7 separate regions of the Mus musculus genome follow, and all the other regions are linked to region 7. A link is a loop called in an ENCODE intact Hi-C map of the cell type or tissue named here. Cell type or tissue: heart. All regions are shown on one strand.

Region 1 (4,000 bases), 530 kb after region 7:
TCTGTGCCTGAAAATGTCATAACTGGATTCTCTTGTGGTGCCAGAGGTCAGAATTCTACTGTTGCCATCCTTCAGCTAAAGTCACAGTGTTGAAGGAGAATGTGTTTCTTGTGGGAGCTCCCGGAGCCAATGCGTTTCTGACTCTTCTGGGTGTGGGAAACTGCTACACTCCTTGGCTCACGTCCTCTTGCTCTAAGTCAGAAGCCTGGTGTCTTCAGATCTTTCTCTGTTTAGGTTGAAACATGGCCTTTCTTCCCCATAAGGACCCTTGTCACCAGTTGGGCTCACCTGAAGAACCCAGGATTTACATCTCAAAATCCTTAATCCAATCCCATCTGCCTAATCTTTACATCATATAAGGTCACAGCAATGGGAATGAAGATACCTTTAGGCTTTTTTATGACTCTAGGGCATGTGGCGTGCATCGAGTCAAACCCTATGTGTTGATTTTAAATTAAAAGAAAAAAGAAAAAGATTTGCTGTTGGCAAGCCCGTGTGATTTCATCCAAGTCAACTTCTCAATGGCCACAAGTTACCATGAATGCTGGTGGCTCAGGAGCGGTGGCTCACACCTATAACCCCGGCATTGAGAAGGTTGGTGCGGGATGACTGTGAGTTAGAGGTCTGCCCCAGCTACACAGAGAGTCCTTGTTCAGAAAGCATAGGAACGGGGTGGTTCTGCCATCAGCTGCCCACCCCGGGCTCAGCCTGCTGTTTTAGGAACAGTGTATCCGACAATTTCTATCCAACTGTGTGCATTAGTGGAGTCTAAGGTCCTTTCCATGCCATTGCCCAGGAAGCCCCGGTGGGTTTCCTTTCACCAAAGCCACTGACTTCATAGTAGTTTCAGGAGAGGTCAGCACCACAACTGCAGAAAGAGACCCTCCGTACAAAAGAAGGAAATCCCTCTGCGTAGCCACAAGACCTTCCGGCCAGGCGACCATCTTCACTGTGGATTTTGGAGGTGCCAGTTTTGATTTTCCACAATACGTTCTTTTACCTAAAAATCATTACATCTGATCTAATACAGTACCAAGCATAGAGACCCTAAGATGTCTATATTTAACATTGCATTCAGTTATGTATCTCGACCTGTGGATTTGGGGGTTACCCTTAACCTTCTTGTTACTAAGATTTCATTCCCCCAACTCTCATTTCCAACCTGGTCTGTGATTTACATTTGTATATGTTTTCTCTAATGATAATTCTGGAGGGTCACTCACAGTCAAAAATCAAACTTTATCTGGAGGGAAACACAAGGCTGGTTGGGATCAGCTGAGATAGAAAAGAGGCCACCCTCCTCCCCCAACTTCTGCAGGGCCCCTCATCCAAGACATTCTCTTTGCTGCCAATTGCCTTCTCCAAGCGAGAAAGAATAAACTAATTTTATACCTATTCAGTCCAATAACGCTCATTGTCCTACCTCCACCTCCAGTGATAAGAGGCAGGAACAGTTCATTTTCCATTGCTAAGCAACCGCAAAAACAGTGCGCCCCGCCTGTGCCCGACCGCCCCGGCTGATAGGGATCGCTGTCTAAAGTTCGTGTTTGCATTCTGAAGTCAACAGTAATTGTAGTTCCCTATTAGTCTTCATTAGGATAGTTTATGGCTGGCCTAACTCCAGTCTCCACTCAGTAGCTTGAATGTACTGTCTTCCTAGGGGAAGAAATATTTGGCAGAAAAAAAAAAAAAAACCTTGTGCGGATTTCCTCCGCTCATTTCCCTTCGGTAGGCCAGGAAAGTACGGTCCACACCCGTAGTTCCCTAGCCTGGGACAACAAGGCCACTGTTGAAGGCATTGGAGGAAACGGGTGGGAAGAAGGCCGTGTACTCCTGGGCTGGCTTCCGTCTACTCTACGGAAAAAGTAGGTCAGTGGTGCACAGGTCCGTTTGGTAAAAGAGCTCTTGCATTTGGGGGCCAAACGCACAGCCCTTCTTTCCAGAGCAAAGGTATGTAGGGCCTTTTTCCATAGACCCGAGTCTCCTGGCTGGCTGACTCAGGACTGGGTGAAACACTGGCCTTACTGTAGAGGTTCAGTCTCAGCCAGCTTGAAAGAGCCGCTCTGGGCCACCAGCTTCCATGTGTTGACTCACCTCGAGGCTGCCAGCCTGCCAGCCTAGTTGCCAGCTTAGTCCGGGAGCAACCCAGGCCCTCACATAACTTGCCCTTTTAGCCCCAGCTCAGAGTTCCAAGGCTGATGGGGGGTGTGGGGTGTGGACAAATATAGAAAACCGCTTCGAGCAATTAGTGAGGATATTACCCTCCTTCTTAGACCCCATCCTCAAACATCCGTTTACTCTCAGCACTTTTCAGAGACAGTGTGGCTCCTGACATCCCTCCTCTACCCCATTCCTTAGAATCGCTGAGGATTTGTTAGGGCCATTCTGGAAAACAAGCCTGCTTGCGCCCCCTAGTGTACACGCGAATCAAAGCATTATAAATTGAGTACCGAGAGCTTGTCTCCTCCAACAGACTGGGGCAGCCCCAGTCTTGAGGCCTAGGGCAGGGACTAGAAACCATCCCTAAATCTTGTCCTCCACCCCACTCTCACCCAGGCCTGCTCTTCTTGAGTCCTTCCTTAAAGTTACTTCCGCATGAAATCTAAATCAAGTCGTTGAAACACCTCACGCTTACGGAAGGCAAGGAGAATCTTTGCCTAGTGGCGGACAGTGCAGAAGCCCAGTGGCTGTGAACTGACACCGGAGTTCAAGTCCCTTTGTTTTGCTACAGTTTTTAAGTTGTGCCATCGGCTCTCTTGGGTACCAGACACCCTGGGATGATGACTCCTTAACAGAAAAAAAAAAATCCTGGAAGGAGAAACTGAATTGAACAGCATGTTTCTTGGATCCTGATCATCTTGAACTTCTGTCTCTCCCTGTCTTCTTCTGTCACCAGAAGGAGACGGGAGAGAGCCCAAGAAAACACAGAGAATCTGTTGCCAGAATCTAAGGCAGGAACACTGAGGCCTGAGGAGGTTACCAGGAGCCATGCAGACACTAAGAAAACCAGAAAACCACCTTCTGGGGTAAAGAGGAAGGTTGCCTACCAGAAAGCTTAGTCCTCAACCAAAGACTTACTTAGACACTCTTCCTAGGTTGGCTCACTTGATGGAAGTCGAGGTGGGCTGGCAAATGCATTTCGTGTCCTGCGCATGAAGTCTGAAGTGTAGAGAGTGTTCCTGAAGGATCAGTTTGAGAAGTATCGTGATTGATTAATAATGTCTGCTGTGAGCATAGAACATATGAATGCTGGTATACATAGAGACTAGGTAAGGAAGTAAGAGCGAGCGTGCTTTGTATACATAGTATGCCATAGTATCCACCAGGGGTGTTATTAGTGGGATTAAATTGATTCCTAAATTGTCTGGAGTCTAGAGAACTAATTGCCACCATTCCCGTCCTTACTCTAAAGTGCCCCATCACTGCCCGATCAGAAGGCTGATGTGGGAGAAAAACAAATGGCGGTGAGAATATTGTTTGAGTTTCCCCACTCCTAGGATACAGAGTTACGACTCCACAGAGGTATTAACCGAATGTGTCTGCATGCCCAGAGAGCTAGCAAGTGCTCTGAGCATGTGGAGAAAGGGTGGGACTGTCCAAAAAGCTTCCAAGTTTGCGCCCTTGTGAGTTACTCAATCCAGAAGATCTCACCGGAGAACAAGGTCATTGCCTGCACATCATAAACACAAGACAAGGAAGAGGAAGAGGTGGCTCCAGGGTAGAGTGCTCACCAACCCCCGACCCTGTAGACTTTCATACAGCCAAAGGTCCTAGGGTAGGTATTGAAGGGCTGGCTCGTCTCTAAGACTGTGTACCATATCCGGAGGACACCCACAGGTGGCCACAAAGTACTTGGATCTCAGTGTGTTGCCCTACAAGATGCACCCAGAACCTTTGTCCTTTTCTTCTCTGTCATTGCTTCCATTTAAGTCTTAGCCAGGGTCACCTCTTCCTGGAGGTAGAGGCGTATAGCACTGGCCCCTGCAGTAGTCAGGGGCTG
Region 2 (4,000 bases), 88 kb before region 7:
AGCCCTCTGCCACACACTTCTGGTTCTAGGTAGTTCTGCCCTGGACCTGAAGCTCCAGCCATCCTAGAGTTAGGAGTCTCCACTCCCTGCCATGCCCCTGGGCGCCAGTGATCACATCAAGTCACAACATACAGCTCAGCATCTACTAAAGATAACTCTGAAATACCAACATTGTCCTTGTAAGTGTTTCACAACATTAACATTTGTGGTATAATTAATGCAATTTATGTTTTTAAAGTGTTAAACATTAAACGATCAAGTAGAAATATAAATTTGTATAGCCAACATTCAACAAGCTTCATGCTCATATAAATTATTAGTAGATAGCCTTAAGAAAAATAAAGTTTTTAGCTATGCTAAACCAGAGGAACCTAAGAGATGGGATAACTAAATGTAATTTGACTGAAATGTAATTTGGTCTCCTAACGGGCCCCTAGGGACCATACGGTAGAGATGAACCAAGCCTGGACTTCCTCTGCTACTTGTGATAGTGTGGGAGACTGGGTGATGGATAGATAGGATTTCTACTGTTTTCATGATTTTTCTATAAATCTAAAATTATCCTCAAACGGAGTTTGTTAAAAATTAAAGGCTTAGTCAAACATTCATAAACTAAATGAAGAAGCAATGAAAATAATTTCTCAACATGAATGAAATATTATTTCAGAGGCAGAAATGAATTACTGGTATCATTGAGAAGTGTGTATGACTTTGTGCACAGTAGTCCAGTTTCTGACTTTGTTCAGCAAGTGTTTTCATTATAAGACAAACCAAATCATTGATCCTGATCTCAAAATATTAAAGAGATATTTTTGATTTCTTAAATATCATATTTATGGTATGTATGTGTGTGTGTGTGTATACATATATACATATATAGTGTATGTTGGTATATATATATGATATATATACACAACATATATATTATATGTTGTGTATATATATTGAATGTATATATTATTTTTCTAATGTGTTATATGTACATTATGTATATGTTATATACATATATACATATTTTCTATTATATGTGTTATATAATATACATATATATTTTATCATACATATATTTTATATATTATATGTGTATATGCATTATATCTATTTTATATATATATATATATATATATATATATATATATATATATATATATATAGCATTTATTAACAGAGCCGTTCTTCAGTAACAGCTAGAGTTCCAAACTTCTGTATTGCACTCCCAGTTGGACCCTGCTCGTCCTGAGCAAGAGTGAGGGAGTAGTCACTTCCTACCGCAGATGTAGGAAGCAAGAGGTGGATCTGGAAGCAGCCACTGAGCAACTTCCATACTGGATTAGCCAAGATGTTTTATCTCAATGACACAAAACTACTCAAGGAAAACTTACTTTGAAAAATTAAAAAGAAAAGAAAATCACTGAGCTAATTTATGAAACCTAGAGGAGGAAGGGTAGGGTTGCAGCCAGGTGCCAGGACCCACAACACCTCCAGATTCGCCCTCCTTCCTATAATTCCTCAAAAAGCTCTGGTCCATGATCCATCCAGATCCCAGTTCAGTGCATCCAGGGACAGGCTCTGGTTGAGCCCACTCAGCTCTGGTTCACCCAGAGGGGATATGGACATGTCCCCTGGGGGCTCAGGTACAAGCAGCCAGAGCTGGTCATAGAGAAGCTGATGACCTGGGCAGCCTTTCTGGCTGGAACCTCTTTGAATAAGATGTACACCCTGGAGTCTGGCATTCAGGAATATCCCAGCTCTCAGAGGAAAGAAAGAGAGGGTGACAGAGAAGCTAAGCTAGCTGCCCGTGCACCTTCTTGTCCTTAACCCTTGCTTTTAGGATTTAACCTCTTCTTTATCTTGGAGGAGCTTTCCCCAGCCTCAGGACCTGTTTCCCCATACTACTGCCTGTGCAGTGTGACCTTGCTGGCCTGATGCCACCTGGGTGACCTAAAAGGCAGGCATCTGTTCTTGATGATCAACTCAGTCTCGGCTCTTGGAGGACATCAAGACTGTTGAGATGCTGCTCTGAGTGGCTGAGTGGATATGACTCAAGAACGGGTAGCAGGCATATATTTTCAGTCACAAGGCCTGGAAAATCCAAGCAGCTGCTTTGCAGTGAGCATAGAGGGGCTTAAAAATAGACAGAGGCAACGGTAAAGGAGAAGCAGCTTGGTGTCTGCTTAGAGCTTGAGAGCAAGACTCAGTCCCTAGCGCTTCGGGTCCTGTGAGGTGACGGCAGCCTTCCAATAAATCTTTCTGCTCAAGCCAGCTGGAGTTGCTTGTTGTCATTTGAAACCCAGAGAACCTTTACCACCGTGAGCTTCCAGCCAAGGACAGAGTCCTAGGTGACATTAGCATTTATGGGGCAGCAGAGAAGACTTTTCCAAAGAGAAAAAGAAGCAGCAGTTGGAGATGGCACAGGAGAATGGCAGCATTGCTCTCCCGACCTTTCTGAGCCCCTCACTGGCGCCACTCTGGGCTTCCCTGATACCGCACCTTGCACTGGTTACCCGTGAGCTGCCAATGGGCACACATACCAGCCCCTCTCAGACCTCAGCTCGCCACTCCTTCTCATGGGCCTGAGGGGGTGGCAGGCCTTTGGAGCCCTCCGGCAACTTTCATGACACAGATTTTTTCATGCTATTTCTGAGCCCATTTTCCTGCTGCCTTTCCCAGTTTCCTGTTCCAGAACCAGTCTGTAAGTGTGAATGGTTCCCCAAATCCTATGACTGGCCCAGTGTTTCTTGATCCACGCATTCCCCAAGGATGATTTCATGCACGGCCAGGAGTCCTCTTATGCCCCTGATTGATAGGACTCCATGCACAAGGCTTTGTCTTTGATCTTGACCTCTGATCAACTCCAGCCTGGCCTGTGTTTTCACTTGCCAGCCAGACATTCCCACCTCAGAGCAGACTCCCTGAACTAAAATCAGATCCATTGTTCCCCCCAATCTTCAAACTTGTTTTCCTAGCCTGTGTTTTCTATTTCTGTTGATGACAGCCTCCCCACCCATCCCCCACCCAAGCTGTCATCTGAGTCAGCTGCCTCAGAGTCTCCCCTTGTCCCCATCTTCCCTGGCTCTGACATTCAGTCACCAAATCCTTTCGAGCATGTCCTTGTAAACATTCCTGATTTTCTTTTCCATTCCATCCTGATCTTTCTGCCCATGTCCTTAGTCCTCCTCAGCAATTCCATCCAGTAACTTGTTCTTTTGCTTAGGCTTATAAAGATGAGTGTATGGCACAAGCAAATATTGCTGTCAAGAGATTTTACTCCAGTGTGTCAGGGACAAAATGACTTCCCAGTGCTGGAGATTTCAGTGGTCGTCTCTTCTGGCAGACAGTGCCTATCCCTGTAACATGCAGTTCAAAGCCTGCAGTATTGGGGTATCAATTTATATTTTCAGTAACGTTGTCCATGACTCGCCCTGCCATGACAGCCAGCTACAGTGGTTACAGAGGCACGTATGCAGTCCCGTCACCTAAGAACACAAAACTTGCAACAAATCTTTGTTCACTGTAGAACTGTAATAATCTTGGGATTTAGTATCGGATGAGATAGATTATAAGAAAGTGAAAGTATCAAAAACAAAACTTAGGGCCTTGGAGGATAGCTCAGTCTGTGCCCACAGGCATGAGGACCTGAGTTCGAGCCCCAGAATGTATAGTAAAAGACTAAGTGGGCTGGTGCATAACCCTAGCTCTAGAGAGACAGGACAGTCCCCTGAGCTTAATGGCCAGCCTCGCCTAATCCGTGAACTCCAGGCCGATGGGAGACCCTGTCTCAAAAAGCAATGGCTGGTTCCTGAGGAACAAGACTATAGGTTGACCTCTGGCTTCTTTGTGCCTCTACACAAGTACACACACACCCATATGAGCACACACTCACAGATGCACTTTCATATACCCCCAGAAAATTAGCAAGAAAACCAGCCCAGATATGGTAGAACAAGTCTTTAAAGTAGCACCTGGGAAGAAAGGAAGCAGATTTGCTTTGTGCTTGGTG
Region 3 (4,000 bases), 77 kb after region 7:
AGATGAGCTAGCTGTACAGCTGCATTTCTTTCTGTGTCTTGGTTTGTGGACCAGCGTGTTCTATACTTATTTGAATTATTAAACTTTTAATTGAATCATACATGTGCAGAACACTGGTCTCTAGCTTGATTTCTTAAAGATTTTCATTTATTTATTTATTTATTTTTATGTGCATTGGTGTTTTGACCGCATATATGCCTGTGTGAGAGAGTGTCAGATGCCCTGGAACTGTAGTTAGTCAGTTGTGAGATGCCACCTGAGTGCTGGGACTTGAACTCAGGTCCTCTGGAAGAGCAGCCAGAGTTCTTAACCACGGAGCCATCTCTCCAGCCCACTGGTGTGTATTTTCGAGTGAACGTAGCCACGTAACAACATCTAGACCAACAAACTGAGCATTATCTACATCTGAGAAGCTTCTTCTGCACCTTAAACCGCTTTGTCCTGGGGATGACCACCTCCCTAATTCTGAGCATCACTGGCTAGTTTTGTCTGTGTGTGAATTTTATATAAAAATAATCTGGTCGATGAGATAGCTTACACAGTGTCTGAGGACTTTATTGCTATGAAGAGACACCATGACCACAGCAACTCTTATAAAGGAAAACATTGAATTGGGACTGGCTTACAGTCTTGAGGGTTAGTCCATTACCATCATGGAGGGAGGCATGGCAGCATGTAGGCAGACAGGCTGGAGAGAGTTCTAGATCTAGATCTTCAGGCAGCGTGATGCTTCCCACTAAACCTCACATCCAGAGTTCAAATCCTGGGACACATATGGTGGAATGAGAAAATCAACTCCTGTAACTTGTCTGTGATCTACACACTCATGCACTTGCCTGCAAACACACACAAAGTGAATACATAAAACATAATATAACGTAAAACTATACAGTGTATTCTCTTTTGTATTTGTTTTTCCTACTTATCAATTTGTTTCTGAGAATTTAGGTGGGGCGGATTGTTACATGTAGCGATAGTATGGTCTTTTGTTGCCATCTAATGTATATGGCTTTAGAAATGGTGCTGGCATCAAATTTGATACATGATTTTTAGTGAACATGTGCTACATTTAGGCCTGTAGGCTACTTGCTATACCCAAGGTTATGCATATCGTAAAAATAGGAAATTGATTTTGTTGCACTATCCAGAATACACTATCCAGAAATAATTTAAGTTTCTTAATTCTATCATGTGTTGCAAATTCTTTTGAATTTTTTATAGGTGATCATATCATATCATATCATATCATATCATATCATATCATATGCAGATAACATCTGGGTTGCTTTCCAGGCCTTGTAGCTGTGGCTTTTTTTCCCTTGTTGCACTAGCTGGATAGATCCCATCACAGTGGACTGAGGACGGGAAGTCTCTGTAGGTCCCTGTGTCACGTTGGTGACCTTACCCAAAACGTACTCACTATCGTCATCAGACACACAGTGTTGACAGGGTATGTTGAAGACTCCTTTGTCCAGTGCAAACATTATTTTTATTTTCTCATTTTTTTTATTGATTTCCTAACTCTTGGATAGATGTCAAATTATTTTTCTGTACTCATTGTGATATTTATATATACACACACACTACTATATATATATATATATATATATATATATTTCCCTTTAGTGCGATGATTTTCATCAGTTGATTTGTCAGTGTTAACTCTATAAGTCTGCGAACGTTGATGAGATTGGTTTGATGATAATTCTTAGGGTTTTATGTCTGTGTTCGGGAGTGTAGTTCAGTTCTACATAGTTCTCTTTTCTGAAACACTTCTTATTTTATGTTTATGAGTGTTTTGTCTGCATGTAAGTCTATGTAATGTGTGCATGCCTAGTGCTTCGACATGCCGAGGCCAGAAGAAGGCATTGGATGCCCTGGAACTGGAGTTGCATGTGGTCATGGGTTATAGGAATTAAACCTGCGTCCTCTGGAAGAGCAGCCAGAGCTCTTAACTCATGAGCCGTCTCTCTAGGACCTAGCTCTTGTTTCTTACCAAGATTTGATAGCACTGCTTTGTTTTGTTTTGTTTAAACCCTCTAGAATAAGATAGAGCCCTCTCTTCTGTTGTTAAAAGGTTTTATTCCTCAGAGTACCTCTGGAGGATCCCCATCCTAAAAGTGACTCGACTCCATTTCCTCTGTGTTAAGATTATTTCGCCACACTCTTCTCGATTCCGTTTTGGCAATTCATGACCATTGAGACCTTTTAGTTGGCATACAGAATAATTTGTTGGACTGTGGTATGCTTGTATGTGGTGTGTGTGTGTGTGTATCCATGGGTGTGCTTGCGCAGGCTCATGTGCCCTGTTTGCTTTGGTCCCTCCCTCCTATCCTCTCACCCCCGCCCCCTACTGGCCCTGTAAAAAGAAAAGACAGCGAGCCATTCTTCCCCTCTTCTTTCATATTTCTTTTATTCTTAAATCTCAGTTTTGCTTATGGGAGAAGCCACATGACCGTCTTTTTGAGGCTGGCTACCTTCACTTCACGTGATGGTGTGTTTAGTTTTATCCATTTTCCTGCCAAGAACATGATTTCATTCTTCGCAGCAGTATGAAACTCCCCTGTATTCTTGTACCAGATTCCCTTTCTGAGTTTGGACATTTGAGGATATAATGAATGTGTATCATGTTTGCTACTGTATTAAATATTTATGATACCAAAATTTATTTTCATTCCTAAAATATCACTTGTATGTTTGCTTGCTTCCAAAAAAAAAAAAAAAAAAAAAACCCTCTTAGCACCTCGAGTCCTCTTCATGGTGTCTGTTTAGTTTTTCCCTGTGTCTTTATTCTTTTTAATCTTGCAGCTTATTGTTTGGTAATTTTTGTAACTTCCAAAGGTTGCAGTTAGTTCATTAAGTTTGAATATTTTTAATATAAAAACCCCATCTATCACTTGAGTCTAAGAACTAAATTAGCTTTTGAAAGTTTTAATAAGTTTACCTCTAAAGAGGTTCTAAGTTTTTTTATTACTTTTTTCTTCAATAAGTTACTAAAATATTCTTTTTCTAAGCTTAACTGACTTTTTGAGACAGAATCTTTTTGGTAGCCAGGAAGCTCTTGACCTGAGAGCAGCAGTCTCCCTGAGTCAGCTTCCCGCGGGCTGGGATTACAGACATAAGTCACTATGACCAGGGGTTAGTGGTGTGTGTGCGTGTGCGTGTGCGTGTGCGTGTGCGTGTGCGTGTGTGTGTGTGTGTAGATGGGGCTTGAGTCTCAAATGCCAGGGCTTACATGTGGAGGGCAGAGGACAACTTTCAAAAGTTGGTTCTGTGCTTCCACTGTAGGATCTGGGGATTGAACTCAAGTCATCCGCTTTGAGCCACAAGTAAATCACCCACCGGTCACCCTGCTGGCTCCTGCTATGTAATTTTAAGTTATATTTTTAAGAAAAAAATTATTTTTAACTCTGTGTATATGTGTGAAGTGTACATGAAAGCCAGAGGCACTGATGCCCTGAAGCTAGAGTTACACTTGGTTGTGGGACACTTGACCTGGGTACTGGGAACCGAACTTAGATTCTCTGGGTGAGCAGCAAGTGTTTTGAATTGATGAGCCATCCCTCTGGCCCGTTGTATTTCTTTTTTTTTTTGTTATTGATTTTAACAACTGGATTTCGGGTGAAAATGTTGTGTCCTGTTATGTTCTGGCATCTGCTGCGGCTGAGCAATCATTGAAGTCTAACTAATTTCCATTTGTGTTGGACACGCTTCAAGAGTGCTTTCCTAATTTTAAATACATTCTCTTCATCTGAGGCTGTGCAGTTTTATTATAAAGAACATTGGTGTGAAGGTTTTATTGTTTTTATTTTATTTTTATTTAAGACAGGCTCTCACATAGCCCAGATTAGTCTTGAGCTTGCTATACAGCAAAGGCTGGTCTTGAACTCCTGATCCTCCTAACATTTGCCAGCACTGGGATCATAGGCACACACCTCCGTGGCCAGCTGAGAATTTCTTTTAACATATTTTTACTTGGGATGACCAGAATTGTGAATTG
Region 4 (4,000 bases), 230 kb after region 7:
AGAGGACAGAAGACTTGAGACAGTCTGCAGATGGTGGATGCTAAAACCAGAGGACTTTAAGAACTATGGCCGGGAAGCCATGTGTGACCATAAGCAAGCTGTCCCACAGGGAGGAGAGTAGAGTATCTCTACTGGCAAGAAGCAAGAAATACCTTGAACTGGAGGGAGGGACAAAAGCAGGAATCCTGTCCCCAGTTCCATGCCACCAGCTGAGCTGCCTGCTTTTTACTGGAACCAGTTGTTGTTACCTTGGAGCAGAGGGCCGTCTTTCCAGGCCTGCCTCAGGTCTTTGCACCTACAGCAAGGTCTCTCTGGAATCTACTTAGTTGTCACTGCTTTGAGGGACTATCAGTTATTCCATTAAGAACCATGAAGGAGGAATGGAGGCCTATACTGCCTTGCGCTGGCTGTCCCAGAACACAAGTCTGTGTCCAGATGGGGTACGGAGTGATCCCATCAAGTCGGCAATCAGAAAATAAATGTTGCTGGGCAGTGGTGGCATGTGACTTTAATCCCAGTCCTTGGGAAGCAGAGGCAGGTGGATCTCTGAGGTTGAGGCCAGCTTCATCTATAGAGTGAGTTCCAGGACAGCCAGAGCTACTCGGAGAAGCCCTGTCTGGGGAGTGGGGAGGCAGCGGCAAAACAAAACAAGAAAACCAAATTTCCAAACAGCAACCACAACAACAACAACAACAGAAATGAGTTCTGGGTCTGAGATAGGATTCTGCTGTCAAATAGCTATTTAAAACAATAGTTTAAATTATTTGGCCTGCTTGAGATTTCTTGGCACCCAAGATATTAGGGTATATTTGGAAAACACAGCAGGAACTTGAGCATGAGGCCATTCCTACAGGAATTTGGCCCCTGGATGCTAATGTCAAGGCTGCCTGTCCCAGAGCCAGGGATCTGTTGAATCACTGTTGGAGGAGGGCACACCAAGCTCACTCTGGCTTACAGCAAAGGTCTGCTGGGGTCCATTTTAGATCACCAGGCAGGCAGACCTGTGGACCTTGCACCTTCCTTATCAGCCTTCCTTTCTCTCTTTGGGACAACACCTGCCTGACATCTCTTAGCATATCTCGAACGGAAAAGGGAAAAATAAGAAATCAAGTCATACTCAATAAATCTGTTTGCTGCCCCTTTTCCGTCTCCTGCCTGAGGTAGAGGTTGTCAGCACAATCAGCCCCCGGGTGGGGGGCTCCTTTGATGTGTACAGCTAGGACCCCCACCTAAGGGTATTGGGACTTAGGGTTGGCTTTCCAGATGTTTCTCATAGGCTTCTCCAGACAAGCTACTCATTCAGCTTGCGAATGCCCTCAGAGGGAAAGGAAAGATAAGACCAGCCCATTAAAGGCAGCTTCCCCACTCACTGTGCTCCTTCCTCTCTCGATGGCTTCTTAGAGCCTAAACTTGTCCTGTGTGTTCAGTTTTTGTTTATTTGGCATGGCCAGCTCACACCCTAGGAGGCGAGTTTTTGTTGTTGTTGTTTCCGAGACAGGGTTTCTCTGCATAGTCCTGGCTGTCCTGGAACTCACTCTGTAGACCAGGAAGGGAGTTTTAAGAATGACATACATAGTTCAGGCCTAATCAACCTGCTTTGAGAACCTAGGAAGAAGGACTGGGGAGGAAATAATGTGCTGGGCCTACTTTAAGTAGAGAGATGCCTAGGAAGTGTGAGAGGGGTTGGGCGGGCTGGCAGCTCAAGGCGGAGCAGGGAGAGTACATTCTCTAAAGTCAGTTTTGACCTTTGGTGAGGATTAAAGATTGTCAAGTGACACGCTGTTGTAGGAGGGGGACCTGCCCTAGCTGAGCCACAGGTGGCTGATCTTCTCTTGTCCTGGTTTGGGTTACCAGTAGTGGGCCTTAGAATCACTGGTGTGCGACTCCAGAGATGATCTAATGTGCCTGCCACCGGGTACCTTCCGCGCTTAGTCACAAGATGTGCTCAATAACATAGGTGTCGCTGGATGACCTCAGGCTACCTTGGGCTTCTTCAGGTCTTCTGGCTGCTTGGCAAGGAGTGAAGTCTCTGTGAGTCTGAATTGCTGAAGATTGCCTGCCACCTACCTAATCTTGAAGTTTTGTTAAGTGGGGGATTGAGTCTCAGATTGGTTTGGAGTTTTCTTTCTTTCTTTCTTTCTTTCTTTTTTTTTTTTTTTTTTTTTTTCTTTTTGAAACAAACTTCTCAGAAGCACGTGGTATTTCTCTCACTGTTCTCTCTCTCCCTGTCTGGCTATGATAAAAGTTCCTGTCCAGCTGGGTTTTTCAGCCCAGTTCACAGATAGCTGTCCACTTTTCTGGTGGGCGTGGGAGGATGGCTTTGGGCTTCTCTTTGTAGGACCTGCTCGCCTAGCTACCTGGGAGTGGTGCACAATCCTATTTTTATTTATGTCACCAGCAGGGTGTCCTATTGGACTCTGCTTTCATCCTCACCAAAGGCAGCCGGCTGGTGAGCCTTGAGCAGTGGGTGGCCATTCTCTGGAGGTGTCTGGAGACTGGGTGAAGTGGCTGCGCCATTGGGGGGCGCGGGGTGGGAGGCTGCAGATTATCGTTTTAGTTGATGAAGCTCAAAATGGTAAAGGACGGAGATTTGTTTTCCTTCCAGATGGGGGCCCTTAGCCCAGCCTACTGGGGAGAACCCACTGACGTTGCGTTTGGGGTTCACCTCTCCCTTGGTGGTTGCGGCCATCCTCCTGCCCTCCGAAGCCAAGGCAACCTAGGCTGGGGATCAGTTTTTTCGTCCCCGGCAAGAGGTACATGGTGGAGGAGGACTGGACCCGCCTCGGGAGTGCTGCAGTAGTAGTTGGAGAGAAGTGGAGTCTTCTCTCTTCACCCTCAGAAGCCTCGCTCGCGTCGTAATTCTTTTTATTTTTACTTTCGAGCCTTGTAAGGCAGGCGGCCGGGGTAAAAGCGCTGCGGCGACACGTTGCCAGCTGCGCAGCACCGCCCGTGTGGCCTGAAGCAGGGGAGAGGGCCGGCCACGCGCCACCTGCCCGGCTCCCCTGGGTCCCTGGGTGCCGCACGGGAGCCCGGGAACCCAGCCTGGCCAAAGGGCCTCCCTGCGGACCCGCGCCGCAGCTCGGGGTCGCCCAGCCCACGTTTTCCGTCTCTCCGGCTCTCTCCGCCCCTCCCTCCCCGCGCTTCCCCTCCTCCTGCCTGGTCATGTGTCGCCTTTTTTTGTTTGCAGTGGAAACAATTTCTCGCCGCTCGGCGCGCCCCGGCCCCGACGCGCCGCAGCGGAGGCGAGCGGGAGGCGGGACGGGGCGTGGAGAGCGGCGGGGCCGGCGGGAGGACGCGGCGCCCGCGGACGCTCGCTCGGGGCCCATGCCGCGCCGCTTCCCGCACCCCTGTCGCCCGCATCCGCGGCCGCCCCCCGCCGCCCGCCCAGGGCTCGAGCGTCCACTGCGGGACCCCGAGCGATGCCCGCTGGGCGCCAGCGAAACTTTGTCGGCTGCGCTGAAGGCAGCGGCGGCCCGGCGCCGCGCTCGGCCAGGTGAGTCGGTGCCCGCGCCCGCCCGCACCACCCAGGCTGGGGTCCGCATTCCAGAGCCGTCGCAGCGGCACGGGGACGGGGCTCGCAATGCGGGGCGCGGGCCAAGCTGGACCCGGGGTGGGGGGACCCCAGTCCTGAGCCGGGAAGTTGCCCGCCCAGGAGTTTCCTGCCCCGACGTGCTGGCTGCTTCTCGTGCCTCGGTTTCCCCTCCGACTCGGAGAGCGACAGAGTTGGTATTGTCTGCGGAACAGGCATCCTCAGCAATTCGAGTCTGGCAGAGGGTGCCGATCAACTCCAGACCCCAGGACCGCGAACGGGCGCCTAACAAAGATCCCCTCCCTAGCCGAGCACGCTCAGCACGGGCCGCGAGCATCCCGAGACTCTCGGGGCCTCTTCCGCACCCTGACTCTTTGCAAGCCTTTCTGGGCCTCGCGTGAGCTGGGAGGGACGGTGGGCGCGTATTGATTTGTTTTAGTCTCGCCACGCTGCGGCCAATAAAAGGTTTAT
Region 5 (4,000 bases), 65 kb after region 7:
AGAGTCACCTGTGACACTCAGTTTATAATGTTTTAAAAATCTTCTATCGCTGGAAGGGAGAGGCCACAGCACTTCTCAAAGGGACATTTCCTGCTCTCAAAATAGAAGTCAGAAGCCACGGTTTTAGTTTTCTTTTTGGTGTAAACCACAGCACAGGCGGTTGTTGCTATTAGCAGTCTGGCTGAACTGTGACCTTCTAACTTAGACTGTAGGAATCCCTGAAAGAATACTTTTCAGTTGCCAAGCCTTTCAAACAGGTTTCCCCAACTAAAGCACTGTTATCATGAATTAGGGGCTAATGGAATTGTCTTCTTAAAGGAGAACCTGCGAGATTCCAGTTAGGCCACAGTAGAGAGCCAGGAGGGTGGAAGATGGGGTGGAGGTGGGGTTGAGTATGGGTGGGATGGGGGAGGGGCTGGGAGCCATTGGTTTAGTGAACTCTTGCAAGGTAACACACTTGTTCAGAAAGAAACGTAGAATTTTTACAGTCCTTCTAATGGCGCACGAGCTGATTTGTGAATCAATCCAGGATCATAATTTACTTTTGGTTTATGGGATTTGGGAATTTTCGCATTTGTTTTAATTTGTAATTAAGTTTTCTCTACGAGGCACACCATATGCCACCATTAATTCTCTCTAGTTGATTTCTTAGGAGATACATGGGTGCATATTTTGATGTAATTTTAGAGGTCTTTTGAAAATCAGATGACTACGTGGTGAGCCATATGGGGCTTTGTTATTTAAAACACAAATTATAAAGCTAGAGAAAGCAAAATGGAAAAAAAAAAAACCAAAAAACTTCTAACGGGGACAAATTGGGGGGAAACTGGTTTCAAGCGCACAAATTGTCCACTTTTTTTCTCCCCGATATTCTGAAATCTCTGAGGATCCCGCGATGTCTCTTACCTTCTGTGAGCGCACTCTATACCACAGGTGCACGGAGCAACCCTCCCGGCCACGCTTGTGCTTTCCGCCGGGGCTGCAGATTCTAGCATCTGCCTTCTGGGAATTCGGCTGGAGCCAGCGCCTTTCTTTGCACACCCAGGCTTTGGCACTGAGCTCTGCTTTCTCCGCACCCACGGCGGCTCGGCTTTCCCGCTCGTGCTTTCCCAGGGCTCCCCCTCCCCGGCTGCCCCTCAGTACGTGCAGGCTGCAGAGCGGGCCGCGGCCCGGACGGCGAGCGCTAGGACCCAGCAGGACTCCGGGCCCGGGTGGGAGCCGAGCCGCCGACCCCGGGCAGGCGCCGGGCGCTGGAGCCGGGTGTTCCGGCCGCGGTCGGTGCAGCTCGGCTGGGAGACGGCGCGAGCCGGCGGCGGGGCCCCCCGCGAGTCCAGCGCCGCCGCAGCCCCCCAATGCGGCCGCGAGAAGCAGCTGGGGGGCAGGCGATCGAAGGTAAGGAAAATGCGGCTCTCTGGCTGCCTAGCGAGCCTCTGCCCGGGTTAGCATTGTCACCCCGAGCCTCGCTGCCCAGGCTGCCCATTTTGGGGGGCACCCTTGGCTTTTTATCTTAAGGTGTCCGCCCCCATCTGTGCTCCTAGTTTTGGATTGATTTATAGCATGCAGCCCAGAATGGGAAAGATCCAGGGATGGCGAGTTGGTTATTTTCATTAGTTTTTGTCTCAAAAGTAAGTTCATTTAAAAAAGAAAGAAAGAAAAGAAAGAAAAGTTTTTTTCTGGAATTTGTAGATAGCTGGGTTTACATTTTAATTTAAAAAATTAGCAGACAATGGATATTTATAAAAATTACCGAATAATTGATGTAATTCCGTTAATGACTTCGGAGGGAGGCGGCTCTGGAGGGTCCTCAGGCATGACTTGTATTTTCAAGGAACTAACGTGTTAAATGTGGAGTTTGGCTGGGGCAGAGTTACAGCATCGCTGTCGTAACTGTTTTGCTATCAATTATAAACAGAGTGTCTATGGGCAGTTTAAACCTCTTTTTCAAATACCGGAGCTTCATATCCCGGCGTGACATGGACAAACCAGAATGTCCATTGAAGGAAGCAGGAGTGTTTCTGTTTTTGGAGAAAAACGTTGCATTGAGGAGAAAAAAAAAAAAAAAAAAAAAAAAAAAAAAAAAAAAAAACCAGATTCCTAGCCCGGGAGACTATTTTTCATGCTTTGTTTATAGTCTGGGAATGACATTTGGGAAAGGGGAACGCGGTCTTTCTTGGGAGCTTTTAATCGTGGGGGTTATTAATTTATTTAATTTATTAGTTTCAATTGGTTGGGCTCCGGGAGCCTTCCGTCACCAGGTTATGCTAGCGTTGGGACACAGGATTGCGAAGGCGAAACTGCCAGCCCGGAAAGGACTGGACCGGGCTGGTGGAAGCTCCCCGTGGCGCTGTTGTAGGCTGGGTGCTACCGGCTCATTGAGGAAAATGGGGATGGCTCTCGGAGCTGAGGAAGACATCAGTATTTCCCTTTTGTTCCCTGTTTTTTCCATTGATCTCCAGCTCTGCCTTAGCCAGGGGGAGCAGCTCTGAGGGTGCAGAGAGCCCTGAAGACTGCACGAATGTCTGGAGCCCGCTCTAACTCTCACACTGATTGGTCAGTCTGATGGGGACTTAGGAAAACAGTCACCCGAAACCGTCTTTTAAAACCTCGTCTTAATTTCAGATCTGCCGGCTTGTACATGGGTTCCTGCCTGGTTTCTCTTTTGATCTGGGTGCATCTGGCTCGCTCTGGGTGTCTTTATCTTTAATTTTGTGTTGTTGTTTCTATCCAGATAAAGTAGGCCATTTTGGTGACAAATTTCTCTGCAGATGTCAGCTTCTAGCTCGCACTGATAGATGTGGGGCTTCACAGTGATTTCTCTCCATAAGTTGTAGGATGCAAAGTTGCTCAACTTGGAATTAATTTTTCCTAATTTTTTTTTCATCTGAGCATTTAAATAGCTACACCAACAGATGGAAGCTTAACTGTATCATTACTTTGATAATTTAAGTGCCTTGTGAATTAGTATGTTTCTCGCGCTAAATCTAAGTCTTTAGACAGTGGAAGGGAAAACAGACAATGAAAGGCAAGCAATCCCGATCAGCTTGCAGACTATTGCAAGAAATTGTGGCGTCTGCTTTGAGCAGAATACAATTCACATCCAAGAAGGGGCGGGGGTGGGGGGGTCTTTTACCACAGAAGGCAGAATTAGAGATAGGGGATGAAGCGGGATCTCTATAAGACAGCCTGCAGCCTCTCTGGACATCTTCATTTGAGCCTTAAAGTGCCTCATTAAAGAAGCTGGGTCCCAGAAGTTGTTAACCGTATAAACACTTTTCTGATTGGTTTAAATATTTAGACACAGGAAGTAGATGGTATCTAGTAACCCAGGAATGGAGACATGGTTGTCATAGAAACTGAGAAGTGTAACCCCACCCCACCCCCACCACACATGCATTCACTACCATGACCACCACTTAGGGGGGAAAAAAAAAGCCCTGCATGTCATCACAGATGCTTGGAGAACTTGCTGGCTTCTGTTAGCTTTCCCACAACATCTGTTGAAACCTGAGACCATGCCTGTCAAACCAAGGTCATTTTACAACAACAACCAAAAAACAGAGCCCTCTGGATTTCATAACTGTATTTTTATTGAAAATAGTTCAGGGAAGAGCCTGAAAGCCAGTGTGAGCGTTCATGCTTACTTAGCATTTTGGATCCTCTGAGTTAAGCAAGAGGAAGGCTGCAAAGAGTACATTTGAGCCATTAATTGTAGAACTATGTGTCTGCTTCTAGAGGTGTGTCTCTCCTGTTAGAACAAAAGTCCTTTTTTACAGACTTAGAGACCAGAATGCAGCCAGCGGAGGCAGGGTCATTTGGCAAAGGCGTTATGAAGTGTTTCCGGGCTTGCAAGCCGGTTCCAGGTGGAGTTGAGGTGTTTGATCATGAAGGTCTCTGGGGGGTTGGACAGGTTCCCTTGGGCTATGCCTGGTGCTCAGGGGAGCAAAGGGCAGGGTGTTCTTGGTGGCTGAGCAGGGGGAGGAGGTGCTCCTAAGTGGAGCGA
Region 6 (4,000 bases), 210 kb before region 7:
TGTAATGTGTGGGTACATGATGTGTGTGTGTGTGTGTGTGTGTGTGTTTGTGATGTGTGGGTACATGATGTGTGTGTGTGATGTGTGGGTGCATGAATGTGAGTGTGTGATGTGTGGGTGCATGAATGTGAGTGTGTGATGTGTGAGTGCATGAATGTGAGTGTGTGATGTGTGAGTGCATGAATGTGTGTGATATATGGGTGCATGATGTGTGTGTGTGTTGTATGTAAAGTGCATGGACGTGAGTATGTGATGTGTGGGTGCATGATTGTGTGTGTGTTGTGTGTGAGGTGCATGAATGTGTGTGTGATGTGTGGGTGCATGATTGTGTGTGTGTTGTGTGTAAGGTGCATGAACGTGAGTATGTAATGTGTGGGTGCATGATTATGTGTGTGTGTTGTGTGAGGAGCATGAATGTGCATGTGATGTGTGGGGTGCATGAATGTAAGTGACATGTGGGTATGTGAATGTGTGTGTGTGTGTGTGTGTGTGTGAGATGTATGAGGTGCATGAATGTGAGTGTGTAGGTATATACACAGAAGAGGGTATCAGATATCTTGCTTTATTGATCTCTACCCTATTCTCATTAGAAAGGTTCTCTCCCTGACCAGAAGGTCTCTGTTTTGGCTAGTCTGTCCATCTGGCAGCTGCCGGGATCCACTTTTCCGCACCTCCATTTGCTGTGTTTATAGGCAGGTGCAGCCATGCCCAGCTTTTTTACGTTGGTGTTGGGTATTCAAACTCAGATCCTATGCTTGCCCAAGCAAGTGCTCTTACCCACTGAGCCATTGTGCCAGCTCCCATTTGTCTTCTTTATCGGGCTTGCAATTGTGATTTTTATGTAGAGGCTGACTATACATTGCAGCCTCTTCTGCCTGCCTGTCTGTCTGCCTGTACATAGTCTAGTAGAGAGGTCTTCAGAGACTAGATTTTTCATACTGCTGCTGTTATTCATTCTTCAGGGTATGTTTGTCATGACCACAAGTGACTAGATGTACTTTCCATGGCAGCAAGTTCCCACAAATCTCTTAATTTACTTGTTTGGGGAGGGCAGTTTCATAGGTTTATTTGCAGTCATATCTTCACCCTCAGGGCTCTCCCAAACCCTCCGTGTTTAGAGCACATTGCCAGGCATGTGCCCTTAACTAGGAAGGCAAGGTCAATAATAACATGTGAAATCAAGAATCTTTTACACATTCAAAAAATATTTAAATGTAAATTATATCCTCAGTCATTTTACTTCCACCCAAACTGATGTCTGCTATGGACACCAACGACTTGAATGGTATGCAGTCCATTGAATTTGCCCTTTTTCAAGTTTCTAGTTTTTATTGCAGTTCTCAGTCTTTGCTTTAGAGTCTGTGTTTATAGTAGAATAAATCAAATTAGCTCCAGTAGGTAGACTTAAGCTAACCAGAATCTGCCTCCTTATCTGAAGGAACCAGTGTGAGTGAACATTAATTTGGCGGACAAAAGAGGCATTTTTAATTTTATTTGATGAATGAAATAAATTACTTTATTATAAATTAAATGTGAAATAAACATTTATGATCTGTTCTCAAGGAATAAAACAAATTGAGTGCCTAGCATATGTGTAGTAGATCTCTTTGTCCAGTTGGTGGTGCTAAGAACTCTGATTTAATACATTTGTATGCGCGCGCGCGCGCGCGCGCGCGCGCACACACACACACACACACACACACCACACACACACACACACACACACACGCCTGACTGAATGGAGAAGTTAAACCTGAAGCCTTTCTTAATAAATGTTATTTTTACTGGGTTTTGAATTTTTAGCATAAAGTGTGTGCCCAAATCATGTACTTTCTAGGGTTAAGAAATGGATCAAATCTCTCAGATGGCAAGCAGAATGCATTTATAGTAAATTCCCGTATCGAGATGATTGGCCCACGTTAATGCCCATCTATTGGAAATTGCAGGGTTGTGTGACATCTAACTCCATCCTGCAATAGCCTTTTGAGCCAGCTCATCTGGAGGAGACGGGTGCGGCTGGTAATGGATGCTGGAGAAGTGGAGTGGTGGTCCTGGTCATGTTTATGTGCCAGAGTTAGATTTACAGATGCTGATGGCCTATGGCTATTAGGAGTTTGCTTTTCTATGGATGTATTGCTGCGACAGCCGGCACATTGCTTTGCTGGGGTGAGGTTTGTTTCTTTAACCCCCGAAGCCCTTGCTTACAGCTCTGATGAGGCCGCATAGAGCGCTAGCACGTCGCACAGGCAGATCCTGCACAGTTCATAACCGCCTGCCAGCTCCTCAGCTTCTTTACAGCCTGCCTTCCCCAGTGGCGGCACAAACATTCCCTGAGGTCAGGAACATAAGGCCAGGTGCACCTTTGCTTTTGTCCACCTTAATGCTTCCGTGGCTGTGTGCACAGACTTAGTTCCTTTGGTACCGGTAGCAAAAACCCTGAAGACTTAGCAAGGGACAGGAGACCTTCCTCATTTCTAGGGACCCCTTATGCTCTACACCCCCAAAGTGATTTTTTAAGGTCAAAAAGTTCCATAAAACTGTTAGATTTACCCAAAAGATACTACCGTTGTTTTATCTTGGTTCCAGACATTTTCCTGTCACCCACAGGGATGGCTTCTGTATGTCTATATGAAGCTGTTTAAGGGTGGAAAAGGAAGTGCCCATTTGCTACAAGGGACAAAAAGGTGGTACCAAGAGTTTGTTTAGGTACTGAGTTATTCTACAAAATTTTATCAGGCCGTGCTGGGTCTTGGGCTTACAAAGATGTACTCTAGGAGAGCCTGAACACATCAGAGTCTGTGGGTTTAAAGAAGCCGGATGCTGGGTGAGGATGTAGCTCGGTGGTAGATTGCTTGCTGGCATGTGTCAGGCCTTGAGGTCAACCTCAGTGACCACTCCCCAGAAAAAAATCTTACAGAAGCTGCAAGATCCTCCCACCATGTCGAAATTAATAAATGGTCCTGTTGCCTAGATTTAAATGTATTATAAATTTATAAACGTAGGTTATAGGAGTATCTGTCATTTAGTTGAACTGAGAGTTTTAGTACATTTTCTGTGTTTTGGCTCAGAAGGTTTCTGTCCAATGATAACCGTGAAACACCTGATGGTGAAGCGTTTGCTAATAGAGAAGTTAAAAACACCAGAGCCAAGTGTACCCTCTTTAAGAACTAGCACAGCTAACGGCTTTGCCATGATCAGGTCTTTGAGATTTGGCCTTTACAGTGCCTTGGACTTGAATAATGGAGATGCTCAGGAATCATCTACAACATCCCTTTGCACAGCTCAGAAAATGGAGCCTGAACTAACGCTTGTGTCTACCCAAGGTCACGTAGGTCGGATCCTAACTGGGATCAACTGACTTCCAATTCCACGATACTGTGTTATTTTCCTCCCTGACTTTGACACAGTGAGCCATTTTCCATGTAAATAAAAACAACTGTACCTTGTTCCGCCTCAGTAAACGTCCATACTAAATATGGAATGCATTCCTGCACAATTGCACAATGCAAACCCGGCCTGCTCCTGAGGCAGGTAATTAAGGAGCTGCTGTATCCATGGCAGAGCCCGGCTAGGGAAGGCAGGGCACACCAGGCTCTGAATGTGCAGTTCTCAGCCAGAGCCAAGGAGCGGTGGCATGGCTGTGCCCAGGAAGCAGACAGGCTTTCATTTGCCGGTTGGCTCGCCTGCTTCTTGTTTCTCGCTAGATGAATGGCATTGTATGCCGCAGGTGTATTAGTAATTTCTGAGTTTGTTCCCCACTAAAAATGACCTCATTGTTTTCTGCTGCTTCTCCATAATTATACAGGAACAGGAAAATAAACCCACCCTGAGTACAGTCCGAAGCAGAAATCTTGTGTTCTTTATGCAAGTTTGATTTATAGACGTGAACTGCAGAGCAGAGTGACGAGGAAACATTCATCTTCCCATTGCTCGTTGCCATGGCAACGGAGTACACAGAGTAGTGTCATTCCAGTCCTGGTGATGTCTGCAGTAGTTTATT
Region 7 (4,000 bases):
ACAAGGCTCTAGTTCATTGAGGGAGGTGTTTTGTACTAAGGGATGTGTAAGGAAATCCAATTAAGAGCTACAGCCCATTTTGCACTCTGAAAGCAGAGACTGGTTACCATACTGTCAGAAGAAACCAACCCTGAGGAGGAGGCAGGACTACTGACACATGAAGGGACAGGAAGGCAGATGCTGATACTCAGCTAAACCACCAGGGTGATACTAGCTTCCTCCATACCCAGGCTGAACTCAAAATAAGCCAGTTGGAGCAACCACTGTGTAACGGAGACATGGTTGCAAAGAGCTCTGATTTCTCAAGGAATCGGTGTCGGCTCACTTGGTCAACCGAGCTCAGTGTTGGCTCAGTCAGACTGAGCCACCTGGCTTAGCAGAGGGCTCTTAGAAGACGATAGTAATTGGGTAGATCGATATTAGTTATTGCTTTGGACCAACTGTAGAATCAGTGGCTATGGTTTAATCTCACTAAATCTGTCACCAGTTAGAACCTTGAATAATTTGTGGCAGAGTGGAATAGACTTACCTTGTGGGGTGGAGGGGTGGGGGTGGCGAGATAGACTGTAATGGGTGCTATAGGTAGTCTCTTCCCATCCTGCCAGGTCCCACCCAGCCCCCGAGTGTTTAGATGCTTTACTGCTCACATCTCGGACTTCCAACTTCCGACAGAGGACTTCCTTTCTTTATTTTACAATAGTTAATTCATCCTGGCCCAGCCAAGGTCCCAGAACACTAGGTGTTTATGCTCACAAGGTTCCATGCAGCCAAAGATGGCTGCAGGGATGGAGGCGGGGCTGGGGTGAGGGAGAGAGAAAACTAACAATGGTTGTACAAGGGATACCCTTGCTGTGAAATGGATGCTTTGGGTCAAGCTGTGGCTGGATCTTCACCTTAAATTATTACTCTTTAGCTTGGCTCCTCACCACTCCCCCTATAATAGTTTCTGCTGGAAGCACTTCCTTAATAAATAGCTTGCACACATATCCATGACAACCCAACAGTTCCCTAGGAAAAATAAATAAATGATAAATAGGTAAACTTTGTGGACATAGTTTAGTAGAAAACAATTTTTTACACCCCTCCTTCCAAGGATCTACCCCAACACGGGATAACCACAACCAGCGAGTCAGTCTTTGGTTACCATTTTCTCTCTTTACTAAGAATTTCGAGTTTCTCATTGTGCCAGGAGTACTTTACAGACAGGGACATCTGCAAATTATCAGGGATGCATCCCAGTGTAAACCGTTTGTCCAAAGGTATTTTGGCCATCTCTGATTTCAAGTTCTCAATCCTCTTGTCAGACCTTGTTCCAGACAGCATGTCCCAGTTGGTGTGGGTATGCGTGCTTGGACAGCAGAGAGAATGGGGGTCTAGCCAAGAGGCAGCCTAGGGGGAAATTTGAGCAATCTAAAAAAACTGGACCTCATGAGTATCCTGTCCCATCCACCCAGCTGTTTGACCTTGGCTACACTTTATGTTAAATGAATTAACTAACCTCTATATCATAAGATTTTTATTTAAAAGAATTAGATGACATACAGAAAGTGCTTTGCACATCTCCTGGTTGAACGCAAGACATGGATCCGGCTAGAGAGGAAAGAACAGTGGGTTAGGAAGCCTTCCAGGGACTTTAGGGACTTTTAAATCAGATCAAGTGAGGACAGACGAGGAGGGAGGGGAGAGGAAACAAAACAGAGGTGTTTCCTCCCCAGAAAGGGCCACATTGCTCCTGGGTCAAGGAAAGTGGACCTCATGAGGGCCAGGAAGGGGCGACTCTCTCCAAAGGAAGAAGCTCTGAGACACTGGGCCACCACGTGGCCGTCAACCCTACCCCCACCTCCACCCCCCACCTCAGTCACCACCAGGCAGAAGTAGGTGAAGGGTGGAAGCCCAGAGACCGCGCCGCGGAGGCGGACGCCCGCTGCAGGTCTCCTAGCAACGCCCGCCCCGCCCCGCCGGGCTTGGAGCGCCGGCGCCCGAGAGCGGGGACCGGCAGGCCATGGTTGCCATGGCAGCGCAGCCGCCGCGCCTGATGCTGGCGGCTTCTGCGAGAAGCTCGGGCCCTGAGCCCCGTGTGGGCGGCCCGGCGGCAGCCCCAGCTCGCCCAGAATGGCCCAGCCACCGAGTCGCCCCTCCGGCGTAGCCGGATCCCGTGCTCCGGTCCACGTCTACGGGGGCGGGTCACGGCTTGGAGACTTTCAGTTCCTGGGGACCGAGTTGATCTTCCCGGCAATGTCTAAACTCGGCAGAAACGTGCGTGCGCGCTCCCTCACGCGCACACACCAGCGGCCTTGAGGCTGTGCTTCTTTTACGCAAATGTTTTCTCCTGAAAGACTTTTTTTTTTTTAAGTCTAAGAAAGAGTATATGCAGAAAACGGTGAGGCTTCCAAATTCTGTCTTCGAAAACAACGTTGAAATAAATGATCCATTTCTTAAGGGCCATTTTAAAATCGAAAATGTCCGTATACTGGATTCTGAATCCGGACTGGCAATCTGCAGTGGGCTTCACCCGGAGAATCCGGTTAGAGGTTTTAAAATTTAAACCGTTTACACCACCCCACTCCGCCCCTTGCTAGGGCAATAGTCTCGCTAGGGCAGGAGAAGCCACTCGCATATACAAAGCTCATTCTCTGGCTTGAGAGTATTTTTAACTGAGGCGGAGTCAGTCACGTGTTTGTGATTTTAATCAAATTGACAAGGGCTCTGAACAGGAAAAGCTTGCCATCTAAATTCGAACACAACGTTAGGGACATAGTGAAGCAGCCTCTTTGGTCTTGTTTGAATCAGAGCTTTTCACATCTTAATGTTCTGCATATATTTTCCTCGATCCACTGCAACTGGAAAATTTAAATGAAAGCCTATTTCTTAGATTCATTTTTATGGTAAATGTCTCTGGGCTGAGATTATGCATATTCTCGATCAACAAGAAACCCGAGCAGCAATCACCGGGAATTGAGCACCTTGCTGATTGAGCAACACTTGAACCTGGAGGCATGAACAGCCCTAATCTCAAAGTGAAAATCCTTCACGGTATATTTCAAAAGAATATTTACAGCTAACCTTTTCCACTCCGAAGGATCATTCACTTGCAACTTTCTTACCCATCGCTTTGTCAGAGTAATCGCTTTTAAAAACTACTTTTTACCGATTTTTTTAGTTTGTAGCTGGTGAGATGATCATATAAAAAGTATTTATGGGGACGCAGATGAAATGACTCAGCAGGTAAAGGTATTTGCCGTGCGAGCCAGACAAGTCAGTAGGACCCCTGGAAGCCATATAAAGATGGAAGGAGAGGACGCAGGCCCAGGTGCATCTGTACCCACACACAGTGATGGCTGATGTCGGTGACTGAGTTTTTAAAGTATAGCCAGATATGGTGGAACATGCCTGTAACTGTAACACTGTGGGGAGGCAGAAGCAGGAAGTCCACTGCAGGTTGGAGGTCAGCCTGGTCTACACAGCTAGACAACGTCTAAAACAACAACAATAACAAAAAAGAGCACAGTTTTAAGAAATTGCTGTGTAGCCAAGGCTAGCCTTGAACTCTCCTGCTCTCCTACTCCACAGGAATGCACCACCGTGTCTAGCTATGAAACAAGGTGTATGGACACATGCATAGCTATTCTCTGACTCTTAGTCATTTTCTCCTTTCAGGGTCAAAACAGAAGAGCAGTATCATTTACATGGTGGAGGGGAGAAGATTAATTCTGAAAGCGCAACCAAGCATCTGAAAACAACAGTCTCCTGTTTAGCTAGTATTGGAGGAGAAAAATAACCAACCTACGCTACTATGTATACTTGATAAATTTTTCATGGAAAGGGTGAATCAGTGAATCGACTTCGGATTTGCTGGTTTAAATATGTTGATTGTTGAAACGACAGTGAATGTTATCATTAAATTAGCCCTTGTTAATGTTTTCTCTTTGGTAATTCTCGCCATCTCTCTGACTGTTCATTCATTATCCCACAGCTCTTTCTCACAAAGGTTATACATTGG

What was found. A loop is a pair of places that touch in the nucleus more often than their neighbours do. Peaks named below come from ENCODE experiments on the same cell type or tissue, not always from the same donor. Only the 100,000 strongest peaks of a DNase experiment are listed, where the experiment ranks them.
Region 1: a loop joins it to region 7, with 4 times the contacts of the local background. A loop is called at or near these places in 7 of 42 quality-filtered maps.
Region 2: it touches region 7 in a loop (1.8-fold over the local background); 5 of 42 quality-filtered maps call a loop at or near these places.
Region 3: a loop joins it to region 7, with 2.3 times the contacts of the local background. A loop is called at or near these places in 2 of 42 quality-filtered maps.
Region 4: it touches region 7 in a loop (2.1-fold over the local background); 7 of 42 quality-filtered maps call a loop at or near these places.
Region 5: it touches region 7 in a loop (3-fold over the local background); 19 of 42 quality-filtered maps call a loop at or near these places.
Region 6: a loop joins it to region 7, with 2.3 times the contacts of the local background. A loop is called at or near these places in 11 of 42 quality-filtered maps.

What each region holds. Positions count from the first base shown.
Region 1 is chr12:99,095,502-99,099,501 of GRCm38, reverse strand. No RefSeq gene overlaps it. Among named protein-coding and RNA genes, the nearest start is that of 4930474N09Rik, 65 kb to the left of the region's middle. In heart, a CTCF peak has its summit at 2,413 (motif pointing left); DNase peaks (open chromatin) are centred at 1,791, 2,121 and 2,401; H3K27ac peaks cover 549 bases.
Region 2 is chr12:99,714,357-99,718,356 of GRCm38, reverse strand. It overlaps Efcab11 (EF-hand calcium binding domain 11), which reads left to right. Exons shown (of 6, transcript NM_030172.2): 6 at 1-826. Among named protein-coding and RNA genes, the nearest start is that of Gm19951, 73 kb to the right of the region's middle. In heart, no CTCF peak of the experiment used is centred here; DNase peaks (open chromatin) are centred at 2,216 and 2,796; H3K27ac peaks cover 1,715 bases.
Region 3 is chr12:99,549,157-99,553,156 of GRCm38, reverse strand. It overlaps a transcript of Foxn3 not described here. Among named protein-coding and RNA genes, the nearest start is that of Gm26839, 13 kb to the left of the region's middle. In heart, a CTCF peak has its summit at 2,369 (motif pointing left); no DNase peak of the experiment used is centred here.
Region 4 is chr12:99,392,245-99,396,244 of GRCm38, reverse strand. All of the region lies in intron 1 of Foxn3 (forkhead box N3), which reads left to right. Gm51999 reads right to left here. Exons shown (of 1, transcript XM_030247043.1): 1 at 2,601-4,000. The coding sequence starts at 3,866. The coding sequence ends at 2,616. Among named protein-coding and RNA genes, the nearest start is that of Gm51999, 2.1 kb to the right of the region's middle. In heart, a CTCF peak has its summit at 2,397; DNase peaks (open chromatin) are centred at 1,854, 2,514, 3,204 and 3,514; H3K4me3 peaks cover 1,781 bases; H3K27ac peaks cover 2,845 bases.
Region 5 is chr12:99,560,863-99,564,862 of GRCm38, reverse strand. It overlaps Gm26839 (predicted gene, 26839), which reads right to left and starts at 1,022. Exons shown (of 4, transcript NR_136760.1): 1 at 907-1,022. It also overlaps a transcript of Foxn3 not described here. In heart, a CTCF peak has its summit at 2,338; DNase peaks (open chromatin) are centred at 1,192, 2,402, 3,422 and 3,912; H3K4me3 peaks cover 3,860 bases; H3K27ac peaks cover 3,685 bases.
Region 6 is chr12:99,836,545-99,840,544 of GRCm38, reverse strand. All of the region lies in intron 5 of Efcab11 (EF-hand calcium binding domain 11), which reads left to right. Among named protein-coding and RNA genes, the nearest start is that of Efcab11, 45 kb to the left of the region's middle. In heart, a CTCF peak has its summit at 1,599 (motif pointing right); no DNase peak of the experiment used is centred here.
Region 7 is chr12:99,625,986-99,629,985 of GRCm38, reverse strand. It overlaps 1700064M15Rik (RIKEN cDNA 1700064M15 gene), which reads left to right and starts at 2,012. Exons shown (of 2, transcript NR_045288.2): 1 at 2,012-2,380; 2 at 3,658-3,933. In heart, no CTCF peak of the experiment used is centred here; a DNase peak (open chromatin) is centred at 1,945; H3K4me3 peaks cover 1,414 bases; H3K27ac peaks cover 1,468 bases.